Regions from separate parts of the Homo sapiens genome. Here region 1 is linked to region 2. A link is a loop called in an ENCODE intact Hi-C map of the cell type or tissue named here. Cell type or tissue: CD14-positive monocyte. All regions are shown on one strand. Each heading gives the region's core, and the rest is flanking DNA. Links, peaks and the distances in the headings are about the cores only. Region 1 has its middle 46 kb from the start of APBB1IP. Region 2 has its middle 93 kb from the start of APBB1IP.

Region 1 (5,383 bases), core at 90-5,089, 47 kb before region 2:
CCTCTCTGCTTAAACAGTTTCTTCTTAACTCATATATCTTGTATATCAAAGGCACCAGCAAATTCAGCATCTGGTGAGTACCTATTCCTCAGAAATGGCACCTTCTATGTGTCTTCACATGGTGGAAAGGACTAATGAGCTCCCTCCAGTCTCTTTTATAAGGACACTTATCCCATTGATTAAAGGAAAGCAAAGCCCTTATGTCCTAATGACCTCCTGATATGCTTTGGTTGTGTCCACATCCAAAATCTCATCTTGAATTGCAATCCCCATAATCTCCACTTTTTAAGAAAGAGACTAGGTGGAAGTAATTGAATCATGGGGGCAGTTTCCCCCATGCTGTTCTTGTGACAGTGAGTGAGTTCTCAGGAGATCTGATGGTTTTACAAGTGTTCGGTAGTTCCTCCTCCATTCATTCTCCTTCCTGCCACCTTGTGAAGAAGGTGTCTTGCTTCTCCTTTGCTTTCTGCCATGATTGTAAGTTTCCTGAGGCCTCCCCAGCCATGCTGAACTGTGAATCAATTAAACCTCCTTCCTTTATAAATTACCCGGTCTCGGGCAGTTCATTATAGCAGTGTAAAAACCGACTAATACACCTCCCGAAGTCCCCAACTCTTCATACTATTGCATTCTAGATTATGTTTCAATATATGAATTTGGAGGCAGGGGAAACAGAAACATTAACACCATAGCACTAATGTTTAGTTTTAAGTAAGACATCAAAGGTGCTTTCAGCTTGGGTGCTATTAATTGCATAATAAGGGTGGCTAGAGAAAAAAGTGCTTAATGAGATTCATTTTGTGAGTGTGTGTGTGTGTGTGTGTGTGTGTGTGTATTAGAGAGAGAAGAGAGAGAGCATGTGCTTAGCTGTGATTACAAAAGCTTAAGCTTTTAACTGGCAAAAATCCTTTAAAAAGCACTTGGATTGTTACTGCCTGAAATGTAGCAAAAACATCCTTTCTATAAGTTGTTCTAATTTCATGAAATGCAAGGTATAAGATGTTCTGGTTTAGGTGACCTACACAATTAGAGTCAGGTATTTGGCAGTCAGAAAGTATATGTTTAGTTTTTTTTTTTTTTTGACGTAAGTATTTCCCAGGGAGCAGTTACAGCATAACTCGATTGACTTTTTTTTTTAGCACAGCTTGACTGATTTTTAGCATAACTTGATTGATTTTTTTTAGCACAGCTTGATTGATTTTTAGCATAACTTGATTGATTTTTTTTTTAGCACAGCTTGACTGATTTTTAGCATAACTTGATTGATTTTACCATAACAGAATTGAGAAAAGAAAAATACTTAGTGAAATCCCATCTCGACTAAAAATACAAAATTAGCCGGGCCTGGTGGTGGGCACCTATAATCTCAGCTGCTTGGGAGGCTGAGGCAGGAGAATTGCTTGAACCCAGGAGGCAGAGGTTGCAGTGAGCCAAGATCATGTCACTGCACTCCAGCCTGGATGACGGAGCGAGAGTCTGTCACACACACACAAAAAAGATAATGTGTGTGGTGGGCAAAGCAGTGGGCATCATTTATGGATCTATATAGCTTGGCCTCAAAATTAGAACTGACTGGAATTTGAGGCGGTGTCAGTGCAGCCCCGTTTTCCTGTTCATCATGATGTCATTGTGCTTCTTTGGTCTTCTTGCAAATCTTCTAAGGCTTGAAGAGAGGTGCTTTGGAAATCTGATACTAAAGAAGTATTAAAGGGCCAGGCGGGGGTGGTTTATCACCCCTGTTATCTTAGCACTTTGAGAGCCCCAGGTGGGAGGACTGCTTCAGGCCAGGAGTTCAAGACCAGCCTGGGAAACATAGTGACACTCTTTCTCTACAAAAAAATTTAAAAATTAGCTGGACGTGATGGTTCATGTCTGTAGTCGTAGCTACTGGGGAGGCTGAGGCTCGAGGATTGCTTGAGCTCAGGAGTTATAGACCAGCCTGGGCAGCACAGCCAGACCCCATCTCTAAAAAAAGAATGAAAGAAAAAAAGGAAGTCTCAGGAATGTTACACAAGTCAGACATTCTTCCAGAAGCTTTCAGAGGAGGTTGCTCACACGGCCGCGGCTGCCTTGCATGCAAATTCGGATTTCTACCCCTCAGTAAGCCCCTCTAGGCTGAGTAGTCAGGGCTGCAGAGGAGGATCTCGCACCCCTGCAGACACCACTACCTTCCCTGGAGAGCCTCAGCTGGGCTGGCGGGACACTAGAGGAACTAGAGAAGTTCTCAGACTGTGGATGAACAGACAGGAAGGAGACATGGGGAGGGTGGCGTCCCCAGACGGCGCCCCTGAGAGGGGTGTGTCAGCCTAGAGAAACATCTCCAGGCTCCAAGAACTCGGTTTCCCAGGCAGAGCCTGCAGAAAGTGACCCACGAGGCGCTGCTTCTGAGCCACGCGGCTTGGTAGCTTTCTTGGCTGAACCAAGAGCTAAAGGGATTCGCGAGTGGGTGTTTGGAGACAGGAACATCCCTGGTTTCTGGGCACGTGGTGGTCTGTGCTGCCCAGGGCTCACTGCCACTCCTCCTTCAGGTGGCCGCGATGCTGGACTCAAGGCCCACATGAGCTGACGCGGCCAGGCGGTGGCTTTGCCTACCTGGGTCTCTGCTTCCTGGGGCTCGGAGACTGCAGCGCGCCCGCGGGCCCGCGCGACGCGGAATTTGCCTGCAGGGGGCTTCAGGCAAAAAGCCGGAGCTGCGGGGAGCCGTTGCCCGGGTACAGTCTGCCCGGTGAGCAGGTGGGGGCCGACTGGCCTCGCCCTCCACCCCAGGCCAGATCCCGGCCTCCCGGGGTCCCCAGGGCCCGAAAGTGTCGTGCGCTCCAGGGACGCATGGCACCGCCCGGGGACTCCAGTGCCGCGGAGCTCGGGGGGCGGGAAGGGGCTGGTGGCCGAGCGGCCGCGCTCCGCAGAGGTAGCCGCGGCGTCTTGACGCGCCTGGGCCTGCCCAGGACCGGGAGCGGGCCCTGCTGCGAGCTTTCCAGCAGGTATCCTAGACCCTGGGGGAGGCGCCTGCCGAACTGGTCCCCGCTGGGCCTGCCCCGCTGGAAGGCGCGGGCCTGGGCCATCAGCTCCCTTATGTCCGGGTGGATTGGGATAGAAGTTCACGGGTGGTTTCCAAACCTCGGTGTGCGGCACATTCAACTGAAAAACGAGTTTAAAAATGTCTGTCCGGTGTTTAAACTCATCAAATTGTATACACTAAATATATGCAGGGTTTTTTTGTTTGTTTTTGTTTTTGTTTCTCCTGTATGTCAATTACACTGCCATAAAGCTGTTAAAAAACAAAAACTACCCGGTTGTCTTCAGCTGGGCCTGATGGAGTCTGCATTTTCCCATGAGTTCTAGGTCATTAGAGACCTCTCCGCAGTCAACTGCCTTTGGATGGGGGTTTTAGTTATTTTTCTCTATGCAAAGGAGAATTTTGTGTCTTTGCCTCCAATAAACATAAGAATAAAGAAAATGTTATGAGTATGACCTCCGCGCTGTTTAAGGCAAGCTGGCTTGTGTTAAATTAGCCAAAGGGGATGCCCAGGATAGACCACTTTTAAGAAGCTGAAAGTTGTCTAAGGGATTATTTTGTGTGGACAGTTGACTTATTTAAAAAAAAATGTTTTTTTGAAAAAGGGTTTCACTCTGTTGCTCAGGCTGGAGTGCCCTGGTGCAATCATAGCTCACCGTAGCCTCGACCTCCTTGGTTCAAGTGATCTTTCTGCTTCAGCCTCCCGAGTAGCTGGGCTACTGGCATGTGCCACCATGCCTGGCTATTTTTTTTATTTTTATTTTTATTTTTGTAGAGATGGGGGTCTCAGTGTGGTGCCCAGGCTGGTCTCGAACTCCTGGCCTCAAGTGATCCTCCCACCTCAGCCTCCCAAAGTGCTGTGATTACAGACATGAGCCATCTTGCCAGGCCTAGTTTTAAAATTGATATGTAATATTTGCAGGTATGTATGGGGTACATGTGACATTTTCTTACATGCATAGAATGTATAATGATCAGGTCAGGGTATCTGGGGTATCCATCACCTCAAGTATTTATCATTCCTATGTGTTGGGAACATTTTAAATCCTCTTTTCTAGCTATTTTAAAATATATGATACATTGTCATTAACTATAGTCACCCTTCTCTGCTACTGAACATTAAGATTTATTCCATCTATCTGTAGGTCTGTAGTTATTCCTTTTAACTGTATGTTTGTACCCATTAACCAACCTCTCTTCATCCCCTCCGTCAACCTACACACCCTTCCTAGCCTCTGGTATCTATCATTCTACTCTCTACCTCCAGGAGATCAACTTTTTTGCTCCCATATATGAGTGAGAACATGTGATATTTGTCTTGGCTTATTTCATTAGCATAATGATGAAATTCCACCTATAATTCCATAATAACATAATCCCATCCATATTGCTGCATATGACAGGATTTCTTTCTTTTTTTTTTTTTTTTTTGAGATGGAGTCTCACTGTGTCACCCAGGTGGAGTGCAGTGATGCGATCTTGGCTCACTGCAACCTCCGCCTCCCGGGTTCAAGCGATTCTCCTACTTCAGCCTCCCACGTAGCTGGGACTGCAAGCACCCGCCACCATGCCCAGCTAATTTTCGTATTTTTAGTGTAGACAGGGTTTCATCATATTGGCCAGATTGGTCTCGATCTCATGACCTTGTGATCTGCCTGCCTTGGCCTCCCAAAGTGCTGGGATTACAGGCATGAGCCACCATGCCTGGCCAATTTCATTCTTTTTTATGGCTGAATAAGTATTCCATTATGTATAAATACTGCATTTTCTTTATCCATCTGTCTGTTGATGGACACTTAGGCTGATTCTCTATCTTTGCCATTGTGAGTAGTGCTGCAATAAGCATGAAAGTGCAGGTATATACTGATTTCCTTTCCTGTGGATACATGTGGAATTGCTGGATCGTATGGTAGTTTGAGAACTCTCTGCACTGTTTGCCATAGTGGCTGCACTAATATATCTTCCCACCAACAGTGTATGAGACTTCCCTTTTTACCGCATCCTCGCCAGCACTTGTTATCTTTCATCTTTTTAATAACAGTCATTCTAACTGGGGTAAGATGATCTCTCACTGTGGTTTTGAGTTGCATTTCCCTGATGATTAGTGATGTTGACTACATTTTCATATACCCATTGGCCATTTGTATAGGGACAGTTGACTTATTGACAATTTTTTGTTTAAGCATTTTTAGATATATTCTAAATGTAAATAGTTGTTATTCTGTATTGTGTAGGAAATAATAACCAGAAATAAAGTCTGTATGTGTTTAGTACAGATATAACCATCCATTTTTTATTCTATATTTTCTGAGGTTGGTTGAATCCACAGATGCAGAGGGCCAACTATACTTTGTGCAAAAAAGTCAT
Region 2 (5,383 bases), core at 179-5,178:
CTTGCTTTCTGTTTTCTTGTCTCCCTTCCTTAATTCATCCTATATCCTTTACCATGAAGTATATTTCCTACCACACATCAACTTCTAGTCTCCTTCAAGTTCAGGAAGAAGAAAACTTTATTAGATCGTAGAGCACAGGGCAAGTGTGGGTATAGATGTCATCTGAGAATGTTGTTATTACTGCTAAAGTGCATCATTGTTGAGGATTTTATGTGAGATTTGGAAAAGTGGACAAAAGTCTAAAGGATATTAGACAATTATTTTTAGGTTATCAGGTCCGCTATGGAGCTTTTGCAATTATATGAGACCTGGAACCAGCTTCAAGAAGATCATGATCTGGCAAGTATGCAATGATTACTTTGTTCATATAGTGTATTTTCCAATATAGTGTATTTTCTTGGAAACGACTCTCTTTATCTTTGACAGGTAGATGTACACACACCCCAGACTGTTCTACAGGTTGCTGGCTTGAGACCCAGAGGCTTCTAGAAAACTAATCTTTATTCTGGTTCTCAGCACAGAGTGAGAAGTGAACTTGAAGCACGCTGGGAGAGCCTGGGGAGGAGGAAGATAGTGCGTTGGTCCTTGAGGTTGTATTGTTGCCTGTATAACTATGATGAATGAGGTGCCCCAGCACAGGTGAGGTGATCTCTAACACACTCCACATGAGGACTGCCTGGGAGGAGGGAGTTAGGCTTCTAGGGCCATCTGCAGTTGTACATCCGCTGGTCAGGATTTTTGGAGTCCAGAAGAGAAGCTTGCACCTCCAGCTGTCCTGGATGATATTGCCGATCTCTGCCATATGTCATGACTTTACTCTGTGTCCTTTCTATGAATAACCTTTTTCACTTACCTAGGTCAATCTCTTCCCAAACTGTGGAGATCTGAGCCAACACAGATATGTGTCAACATGGTATCAGCTTTCTTTATTTATGTATTTGATCCCTTCAGGTTTTCTGAAAGCTATGCCTTTAAGAAGTGCTGAGCTCTGATGTTTTCCTGAGTGAATTCTTTCAAATGTTCAAGAAATTAAGATAATTATGATGCTTTTATAACTGCACCAGAGCACAGAGCATGAAAAGACTTTTATAAAACCAGCATATACATTTTGATAAAAATAGCACGAAAAGAAAATTATAGACTTCTCTCACATGTGAATATCTATGCAAAAATCCTAAATGACAAGGCAAATAGAATCCAACAATAAACTAAAAGAGTACACAAAGCCAAAAGGGTTTATTCTGAGACTTTAAGAAAGGTTTAATATTAGGATATTTATTAATGTAACTCACCGTATATATAGGTCAAAAGATAAAAATATATAATCACATTGACAGGTATAGAAGAGGCATTTGATAAAAGTCAATGTTTATTCCTGACTTTAAAGAAATCATAGTAAAATACGAATAGGTGAATACTCCTTTAACATGATAAAAGTACATCTTTCCAACCGAAGTGTAGGATTATACTTATGGCAAAATACTGGAAGCAGTCATATTAAAGTCACAAATAAGGCTAAGATACCACTATTACTACTACTATTTGACATTAATTTACAAAAGTTAATCTTTTCTTATATCAGCAGTAATTAGTGAGGAAATAAAATGAACAGATCAAGTCTTCTCACCACAAAGATGTTTGCAAATATCCCTACAGAGGGATTTAAAAGAAGACAAATAGTGAGGTATTCTCTACTCAGGGATAGGAAGACTTATTGGACATACCAATTCTTCCTGAATCAATATGTGCATTCATTCTTCTTCTTCTTCTTTTTTTGGATGGAGTCTCATTCTGTCCCTCAGATTGCAGTGGCACAATCTCGGCTCACTGCAACCTCTGCTTCCTGGGTTCAAGCAATTCTCCTGCCTCAGCCTCCTGAGTAGCTGGGATTACGGGTGCCCACCATTACTCTCGGCTAATTTTTGTATTTTTAGTAGAGACGAGGTTTCACAATGTTGGCCAGGCTGGTCTCAAACTCCTGACGCCAAGTCATCCACCCGCCTCAGCCTCCCAAAGTACTGGGTTATAGCCACCACATCCAGCCCAATGTGTACATTCTTTAGGATCCCCATGTAAAATTAGATTTGGGGTGGAATTTATCAAAAATAATTCCAAAGTTCATCTATAAAAATAAGTATAAAATAATATTAAGGAAAATTCAGAAAGAGAAGAGTCACGAGAGTAGAACAGTCTTATAATATTAGGCTGTGTTATGAGGCAGTTTTTTTTTTGTTGTTGTTTGTTTGTTTGTTTTTTGAGATGGAGTCTTTCTCTGTCGCCCAGGCTGGAGTACAGTGGCGCGATCTTGGCTCACTGCAAGCTCCGCCTCCCGGGTTCACGCCATTCTCCTGATGAGGCAGTTTAATGTAATGGCTAAGGGATAGTCACGAGGGCCAGACAATCTAGGTTCAGATCTTTACTATTCCACTTAATATGTGTGTGCACTTAGGTAAATTACTGAAATTCTCCATGCCTATGTTCTACTTGTAAAACATGTAAAATAGTGCCTGTATATAATAAGCATTCAACAAAACTTAACCATTGCCATTATGGAGTGACCTTAATTAATAACATAGGATATTTGCATTGTAATAGATGGTGTAATCAATGGAAAGGAATAGAGAATTCAGAAAAAAATGCAAGAACTAATAGGATTACAGTATATAAATAAAAGTAGCATTTCAAATCAGTAGGAAAGGTGAATTACTAATAATGTGGGACCAAGTGGTTAGCCATTAAACATGGATTCTTATATTACTTACATTGCACTTTATTAACACACTTACATTATATTATAGCTCAGAACAATTTTTGGTTACAGTGAAGACTTAAATGTAAGAAATACAATCACAGAAGTACTAATAGAAAACATGAGTAAAAATCATTTTTATAATCTTGGGATATGGAAGGTCTTTACAAGTAGTCATAAAACCAGAATCCATAAAGAAAATGCTAATAAATATGCTTGTGTGAAAATTTAAGCTTTTTTGTGGTGAAAAGAAAACCAACAATCAAAATAAAAATAAAAGCAGCCGGATGCAGTGGCTCATGCCTGTAATCCTAGCACTTTGGGAGACCAAGGCGGGCAGATCACGAGGTCGAGAGATTGAGACCATCCTGGCCAACATGGTGAAACCCCATCTCTACTAAAATACAAAAATTAGCTGGGTGTGGTGCACCTGCAGTCCCAGCTGCTCGGGAGGCTGAAGCAGGAGAATCGCTTGAACCCGGGAGGCGGAGGTTGCAGTGAGCCGAGATTGCGCCACTGCACTCCAGCCTGGGCAACAGAGCGAGACTCCGTCTCAAAATACATACATACATACATACATACATACATACATACATACATACATACATACATACATAAGTAATAAAAGCAAAAACAAAAAGTCCTCTGTAGCTATAAAAAAAGAGGACATTGACAAAACTTAAGATTGACCAAGTTTCTGGGCCTGAAAAAAGAAAAAAATAATTGTTTTTGTGCTAGGGAGGAAGATGAAGAAAAGACAAATGTGGACAAAGAGGGAGGACAGGGCTGACCCTGGGCCATGTCACTGTCTCTACTCCTCACGTAGCCCTAGCCAGGAGGCCTCCCTTTCCCCCAACCCTTTTCTGTTTTCCTGTCTCTTCTCTTCCCATCCTCCTTGTGGCAGAAGCAAGTTTTCCTCTTTTACTCCTGGGCATCAGTTTGGTCATTTTAGAATAGGACCTGACCTATAGTAGGTACTCAATAAACATTAGCCATAACAGCAATAATAATAATTTAAAAATTATCTGGTGTGTTACTTCATCTCCTGCAAATACCCATGTCCTCAGTGTCTCATCTCCCATTCCAAAAGGCCCTGCAAAAGGATTTTCTTTTTTAGTGTTCATTTTTTATCGATGTATCATAGTTGTACATATTTTTGGGGTACATGTGATATTTTGGTACATGTATACAATGTGTAATGATAAAATCAGGGAAACTGAGATACTCATCGTCTCAATCTTTTTTCTTTATATTGAGAACATTACAATTCTCTTCTAGCTAGTTTGAAATATACAAAAAGAGTTTTCTTAAACAAATGCAATTACCATCCTGAGAGGAATTATGGTGCCAGAGTTAACAGACAAATGCGTGTATGTCTATGTGACTCTCACATTCACACAAACACAATACTTAGAAATATAGCCTCACGCATTTGTATATTTCTCAGATTTTGCCCTGTGTTTGCCTCCATGTTCAATCACATATGTAAATACAGAAACATACACATATACCTCAAATATGTTTATATAAGTCAAATTTTTCGATGCCTCTATAAACCTGTATCTTTCTACATCTATATGTTTGTGAATGTATAGAAAGACTCCAGTGTGATGGAACCAAACCTCTTCATGGAGATTATCTCTATGGAATGGGGTTGTAAAAGGGCTTCCAGCTTGATTTTCATCTTTCTGCATTGGCTGGATTCTCCACGTTTTATTATTTTGGCAAAAAAAAAAATAGACTTAAAAATAAAACAGAGTGTTGAAAGAAAGGAGTATAAATGGTAAAATGAGGACTGAACATATTCCCAGGTTTTAAATTTTCAGCAAAATACATGAAATGATTTTATCGCTATCGTATGAATGCAGGATGGTTTCTGGAATCTTGGACTCTTTACTTAAAAACAAACCAACAAATAAAAGTTGCTGGTGACCCTCCCTCCTTAGCACAAGGGCACGGAATGAGTGGGCATCACGTGGAGAAACACGCAGCCAGTGCCTCCATCTCTCAGGAGCCCATGATGCAATTGTGGATTATCCAGTCTCCTGACTTTCTTCTCCTTGCTCTTTTTTAACATGTTTACTGTTTCTTCTTATTTTTAGGGGAAGGGGAATGAAAAGAGAATAAATGTAGAACTTAAAATTCTAAATGTCTCTCTCCCTCGTCCCTCCCTCCATCCTCCCTGTGTGTGTGTGTGTGTGTGTGTGCGCCAGCGTGCACGCGCGTGTGTGTGTGTGTGTGTGTATTTTTCCTAATTTATATTGTTAGGTGTTTTTAGTGGAATCTCACAGAACCTGTGAATACTGGCAAGTAATATAACACCCTGCTTGTAGCATGTAGAGACAGACTGTAGAGCATTTTATGTTTTGAAAGTTCTGTTAATTACGCCTTGCCCATCTCGGTGATAGCATTCATCAGCATGCTGGCAGTGTGGCTCAGAATCTCCTGTCTCTTGATTTAAACATGCTCAGGTCCAAGCTCTGCTTGTGAAAGGAAGTTGAGGGGTCTAATTATACATGAAGAATCGATAAATTGCAAAAGAAAAGATTTGCCCCCCAAGAGCCACAATAGATAATTAGAAATGGAAGATGAGAAAATGGCAAGAATACCAAATAATAATTTTTAGCATGTCCT

What was found. A loop is a pair of places that touch in the nucleus more often than their neighbours do. Peaks named below come from ENCODE experiments on the same cell type or tissue, not always from the same donor. Only the 100,000 strongest peaks of a DNase experiment are listed, where the experiment ranks them.
Region 1: a loop joins it to region 2, with 1.8 times the contacts of the local background. A loop is called at or near these places in 1 of 110 quality-filtered maps.

What each region holds. Positions count from the first base shown.
Region 1 is chr10:26,389,373-26,394,755 of GRCh38, reverse strand. No RefSeq gene overlaps it. Among named protein-coding and RNA genes, the nearest start is that of APBB1IP, 46 kb to the left of the region's middle. RefSeq lists an enhancer at 2,274-2,333. In CD14-positive monocyte, for the core only: no CTCF peak of the experiment used is centred there; a DNase peak (open chromatin) is centred at 2,225; H3K4me3 peaks cover 1,435 bases; H3K27ac peaks cover 853 bases.
Region 2 is chr10:26,342,868-26,348,250 of GRCh38, reverse strand. No RefSeq gene overlaps it. Among named protein-coding and RNA genes, the nearest start is that of APBB1IP, 93 kb to the left of the region's middle. In CD14-positive monocyte, for the core only: no CTCF peak of the experiment used is centred there; no DNase peak of the experiment used is centred there.